2 separate regions of the Homo sapiens genome follow, and region 1 is linked to region 2. The links are chromatin contacts, found by Hi-C or POLR2A ChIA-PET in ENCODE. All regions are on one chromosome and are shown on one strand. The core of a region is the stretch at or near the end of the contact, and the rest is flanking DNA. Distances in the headings are between cores, read along the strand shown. Region 1 holds the start of CDKL1 (cyclin dependent kinase like 1). Region 2 holds the start of ATL1 (atlastin GTPase 1).

Region 1 (2,873 bases), core at 86-2,585, 160 kb after region 2:
AAAAAGCAAACAAAAACACTAAGCAAACTAGGAATGAAAGTGAACTTTCTCAACCTCCTATTAATAAAAGGCTTCTGTGTTAGATACATATGGTTGCATAACAAATTACCCCAAAACATAATAGCAAACATATTTCAGTTTCTAGAGGTCAGGAACCCAAGTATGGCTTAGCTGGGTGCCCCTGGCTCAAGGTCTCTCACAAGATTGAACTTACATTGTCATCTGGGGCTACAATCTCATCTGAAAGCTCACTGGAGTTGGGGTGGTGGGGGAGATCCTCTATCCTCAAAAGGCTACATACGGTCTGATTCCATTTTCATGACATTCTGGAAAAGGCAAAACTATAGAGACAGAAAACAGATCAATGGTTGCCATTTGCAAACAATTTCTGTTCACAGACCACCTCTAGGCCATCCTTGTACTGGGTTTCCAGGGCAGCCACCAGCCCTCTCTCCTCAGCTCCAGGCTCCTTTCTGAACCCTTCCTGGGTTTACATTTAGTAGCATGCTGCTTGACACGGGATTGGCCCCTGTTTCATAGACACTGTGTTAATTTTCTCTCCTCGGGTACTGCTTCCAGGACAAGTACCCGCATTGATGCTGGCACTGGGAACGGGACGGATGATAAAGTGTGAGGCACTCTGCCCAGTGGCAACTGACATGATTTCATAATTTCCCCAGGTCCATCCGCTTCCCGCCAGTGTGCTCAGATTTGAGCAGTAGGAGTCCGTTGGGAGAAAGATGGGGGAAAGGAACCAAAAACAATTAAGGCAGACTCTGTAAGCTTCCACCTCCCACACCAGAAAAGTCCCACAGCAGAAGACTGCCGTGGAACCTTCCCTACTGTAGAGGAAAGTGCTGACTTTAAGCAATTTCTGCAGTCACGCCTTCCTCTTCTTTCCTTTCTCCCTCTCATTCATTCACTGACGCCGCAGCACTGATCAGCACAGACACAGAAGATGCCTCCAAGGGACCAAAGGGAATAACCGCGGTTCTGAGGTGTGGGGACTGCTGTTGCAGGGAAATGTGGACCGCTCAGGAGGGGCTCCTAGCGCAGGCGTCTTGCTCCGCAGACGCGGTTACAGCTGCGCTTTGCACGGCCTGCGGAAGTTTGCAAATCTAGCAGGTCTGCTCTCCCGGCAGCAGGACTCGGCCCGCGGTCAGGACAGCTCCCATGGACGGAGGGCGGCCCTCCGAGGCCTTTCCCTGCAGCCGGGAGGGCGGCCGGGCTGGGCCGGGCCGGGGGTGGGAAGCTGGGGCGCGGCGGCCCCGCCCAGGCAGACCCGGGGCGGGAGCCGGTTCCCATAGGGATCGCGGGCCGAGCCACGCCGAGCCGAGCTGGGCGGAAGAAGGCGAGGCGGGAGCCAGGCCCGTCCCTGACCGCCGCGGCGCCGTGAGTCCCGGGCGGGCAAGGAGGCGCGGGCCGTCCCTGGCCAACACGTGGCACCGCTCCATGCTGCGCGGCGCGGCTGAGGTGCACGTCCGGGCGCGGGAGGGTTTTCCCAGTCCCGGGGGCGTGGGGCGCGGGGCGCGGGTTGGTCTCCTGCGGCCAAGCCTCGCCGCCGCCTCCGCGGGGAGCCGGGAGGTGTCTTCTTGCCGCAGGGAAATGAGACCCGAAATTAGAACCGGGGAAGCCCTTAGCCCTCCCCGTACTCCAGCCAGCTCAGGTGTCTTAGATCGGATGAACGATAACGTTAAAAAGATAGCTTATCTTACAGCTCGGCTCGTTTTAGGATGGCAAGTTACATTTTAACTTACAGGGTATTTAACGGGCGATTAAAATCGGGTTACTGGAGGCAGCTAACTCTAGGCTGTTACTCCTGATCGCGTTGCCATTGCCGACACGGGTACACTCTTCATTCCTTAACATGTGCTGTTCTGTTCTAGGACCGTGACAAACACTCATCGTTGGGTGGGGCTCTAGTGCAGTCCGTTGGTGCCAATATTTTATAAGCGACGTTTTCAAACTATGTGAAGATCCTTTCTTTTCTTTTCTTTCTTTCTTTTTTTTTTTTTTTTTTTTTTTTTTTTGAGACGGAATCTCGCTCTGTCGCCCGGGCTGGAGTGCAGTGGCGCGATCTCGGCTCACTGCAACCTGCGCCTCCCAGGTTCACGCGATTCTCCTGCCTCAGTCTCCTGAGTTGCTGGGACTACGGGCGCCCATCACCACACCCGGCTAATTTTTTGTATCTTTAGTAGAGACGGAGTTTCAGTATGTTGGCCAGACTGGTCTCGAACTCCTGACCTCAGGTGATCTGCCCGCCTCAGCCTCCCAAAGTGCTGGGATTACAGGCGTGAGCCACCATTCTCGGCTGAAGATCCATTTTAAGAAGATTTATTCCTCTATGATGGAGAAGTATGAAAAAATTGGGAAAATTGGAGAAGGATCCTATGGAGTTGTTTTCAAATGTAGAAACAGGGACACGGGTCAGATTGTGGCCATCAAGAAGTTTCTGGAATCAGAAGATGACCCTGTCATAAAGAAAATTGCCCTTCGGGAAATCCGAATGCTCAAGGTAATTGATTCACTTTTCCTTTTTTTTCTTTTTCGAGACAGGGTTTCACTCTGTCTCCCAGGCTGGAGTGCAGCCATGTGATCATAGCTCACAGCAGCCTGGAACTCCTGGGCTCAAGCCATGCTTCTGCCTCAGCCTCCTGAGTAGCTGGGATTACAGGTTCTAGCCACTGCTCCGGGATCCACTTTTTCTTTAAAGTGAATTTTTAGGGATGAAAGAAATAAAGTGAGTCATGTTATGTTAAAAGAATGTCATGGGACATGGTTATATCTTACTTCATAGCCTTTTGACTTCAGTGACACAAATGGGATATCTGTGCACAAGTCACTAATTATATAATGAACTAGAAAGCAGAGAC
Region 2 (3,277 bases), core at 425-2,924:
TTACTTAAATTTCAGAAGAAGGAAATAAAACTTATTGCAATAGTCAGGTAGGTCTGTTAAAACTGAAGTTTCATGATCTCAGAAAATGGAACCACTTTCTCTTAAACTCAGCTAAGTCATGACAGACCTCCCCGCTCCAACTCTCCATGCCTACCACAAACCTTGGATAATCTCCCAAATGTAAACCTTGTCTACCGTATCCTGTGACCATTAGAACAATCAGAGGCAAGGAGATACACGGTCTTTTGATTAAAGTAAACTGAAATAACCAATTAAAATTTACATTTGTGCCTCTCGCTCAAATAAACAGTTATAGAAGAGCTCTCACTGAGATGTGGAACAGAATCAAGCAGCTCTGAACTTTTCAAATAATAACAACTGTTATTTCCAAATAACAATTTCTAAATAACAAGCTGATGAACAAAATATTTATTTACCCACCAAGCCACAGTAGCCTGAGACATTCTCTGGTTCAGATAATAAAATAAATGCCTTAGAGGGCTTTCGTTCCTAAGATGCTGGTGAGTTTAGCACTGTGACTGCAAGAAATCGGGAACCTACGACAAAAAGACGCCCAGCCTGCCCACACTAACCGTCCAGAACTAGGTCTGGAGCAGCAAGGCGGGCGGGGCCGCGATTTCTTCCGCATCGCTGCGCCCGTTCTTCTCCGCCTGCGTGAGCACCGCCCACCCACTCGCGGTGTGAACATACTGGGTCTCGCCTCTCCTTTCCCCTCCCCTCGGCCTGGTGCTGAATCATGAGCCCAATGTCTCCAAAAGGTAAAATCAAAGAACAAAGCCACCCTTGGGGCTGGTCTGAATGGGGTACCACGTCGGGGTGGGGCAGAAGGCTGGAAACCACAACTTTGCTCTCCTTCTTCCCCAATTCCCCCACCCAACCCCCAAATTAAGAGGAGTACTGCAGTGCTCAGGAATTCCCAAGAGGGTGGCCCTTCTCCCAGTTGCTCGGTCTGCTACCGTCCGTCCGGGACCCGGCGCGCTCCGCCTCATTGTTCCAGCGCGCCGCCCGCCGCCCGCCGCCGGGAGCCCGCGCCCTGCAGAGCCAGCGAGTTGGCGGCTCCCGGGGAGGGGGGTTGGGGCTTGGCCTGCTCTAGATCCCCGACCCCTCGCCCCTCTGGGGCCGAGTAACAACAGCCCCCTGCCCACCCCCATAGCCTTCCTCCCAACCGATCGCTAAGGCGGAACCCACAAGTCCCCGGAGGCGCCTGGTGGGTGCTGTCCAAATGCTGGGAGGAGGCGGGAGGGGGGTGGGGAAGAAGGAGCTGGAGGCCCGGCCTGCGCGAAGCTGCAGCCCTCACCCCGACAGCGCGATTCGGTGACGCGGGTACCGCTCGGCCATGGTTCCTCCGCCCAAACAGGGAGCGGCTCGGCTACGGCCCGTCTCCCAGCCGTGGACGCAGGCACCTAGCAGCCCTTGGCCCTCCCTGTCTCCACAGAAGCAGAAAGTGGAGGGCCAGAAGACCCCGTGCAGGCTGCAGAAGTTCTCATTTGCTACTCACCCCAACTGTTTCTGTCCCTGCGGTTCTTGGCCATGGTGGTCCAGGAGCTGGTGGCGGTGAGGCGCTGTCACTGCGCTCGCTGCCTTCTCCGGGGCCGCAGGTTGCTGGCGGTGGGAGGCTCCGTGCCCGCGCTGGGCGCAGTTCGCTCAGACTCTGAGGATGTTGCTGTGGCGCTGGTGGGAAGGAGTGGGGAGGAAAAGGGAGGAGAAAGCAGATGAACCAAGCTCAGCATCACAAGCCCGAGTTCACACAGATACCAGCGTCACACCCTCCCTACCTCAGTCCACCCCCAGACCGTGAAGACAGTGATAGACCACGTACCGCAACATTTTCAACGGAAAACACAAACAAATAAACAGCACCCCCCTCGAACACACTCTCAAAGAATTTAACAGCGTTATCAGAAATACACAAACCGATATACTGCATGATTCTGGATGTTCAAATACCTGTTTCAAGCACGGTTATACATTAGTACAAACAAGCTGGCAACATTTATATAGCCAAAGTAGCTAAAATAATGTGCATTTATCTACGAGGCACCCATTTTTTTTTCCATTTTAAAAGCAAGGTCATGTTAGTAAAGAGGGTATCATGCATTTTTGTATATGTATACTGAGTAGTTTGTCTTAAAATTAGAATAGCAAAATTTATATCAAGAAGATCAAGATAAATGAAAGCTGTAGATTCATTACGATCTGTAACTCAATATCCACTGGGTAAAATTTCCCACTAGATTTGCAAAGATAAGGTCCAGACCTATAGTCCAATAGCAATTATTTGAGCTGAAATCATACTACATAGTCTGGGTATGGGTGGGCCCTGGCAGCCATAAAGGTTGCAGACAATTTTGAAAGGAAAAGAAAAAAAATAAAAATACTTTCAATCTTTCCCTTTTCACTGCTTTCTCTCTGCTACAAACTTAGTTGTTTTCAGTAACCTGGAAACACTGTCCCTTTATACTACCTCAACCTCAAGATACCATCATGCCGTCCCTTACAGTTTCCTTCTGCCATTTGGTTGTTACTCACACTCTGTACTGATCGGTTCTTAGGAGATCACTGCCAGCCTCTTAATTACCAGATCCATGATCTCTGCTAATTCCTCATGGTAAGCAACTCCTCACGCTACACTCTCTCAATGTAATTTACTATGATGGCTTCAGACAGGACCTCCATGCTGATGATTCCCAAATCTATACTTGTAGTCTTCTGCCCTCTAGAAGAGAGGACATTATACCAGAGGTGTGTTTATAACTGCCTAAGGTTATCCTCACGTTGTTTTCCTACTGACATTTGAACATCAACATATCTGAAAACAAACTCCCCCACCACTGCCAAATCTTATGCATTATATTTCAGTTACTGGTTCTAGTGACTGCAGAGTCGTGAACACTGTAACCAAGTTTACAACATGGTTTTAAAGAAGTCTGTGCTCAACAGAGTTGAAATGACATTAATGAAACAACATAGGAAGACAGACATTATCTCATCCTTATACCTATAAACCAAGTTCATAGAACAAAAGAGAAGTGTGGTCTGCTTTTCTTCTTATATTCCTTTACTATCATTCTCAGCTTACATTCCAGCCTGAAAATCCCTTTCATATGAATCCCATTTTTAAGAGTACAATAGATTACACACAAAAAAGAAAAAATTTATATAATTCAACACCTATGCCCAATTGAAAAAGAAATTAATTTTTTAAAAACCTGTTGTGTTTATAATTAGTAAGTAATCTGCAGGTGAATACTTTGAG

What was found. A loop is a pair of places that touch in the nucleus more often than their neighbours do. ChIA-PET counts read pairs that join two places held with the same protein, here RNA polymerase II (POLR2A). Pooled maps may share reads with other maps.
Region 1: a pooled map shows a loop between it and region 2 (2.6-fold over the local background). The contact joins the promoter of CDKL1 here to the promoter of ATL1 in region 2. A Hi-C loop is called at or near these places in 4 of 50 pooled maps. POLR2A ChIA-PET finds 5 or more read pairs at or near these places in 4 of 52 experiments (MCF 10A, SK-N-SH, T-cell and 1 more).

Annotation. Positions count from the first base shown.
Region 1 is chr14:50,395,343-50,398,215 of GRCh38, reverse strand. CDKL1 (cyclin dependent kinase like 1) reads left to right here and starts at 1,335. Exons shown (of 10, transcript NM_004196.7): 1 at 1,335-1,392; 2 at 1,887-2,515. The coding sequence starts at 2,348. RefSeq lists silencers at 1,017-1,242, 1,182-1,631 and an enhancer at 924-1,423.
Region 2 is chr14:50,558,542-50,561,818 of GRCh38, reverse strand. It overlaps ATL1 (atlastin GTPase 1), which reads right to left and starts at 1,674. Exons shown (of 14, transcript NM_015915.5): 1 at 1,520-1,674. The coding sequence starts at 1,553. It also overlaps a transcript of MAP4K5 not described here. RefSeq lists a silencer at 980-1,339 and an enhancer at 1,081-1,580.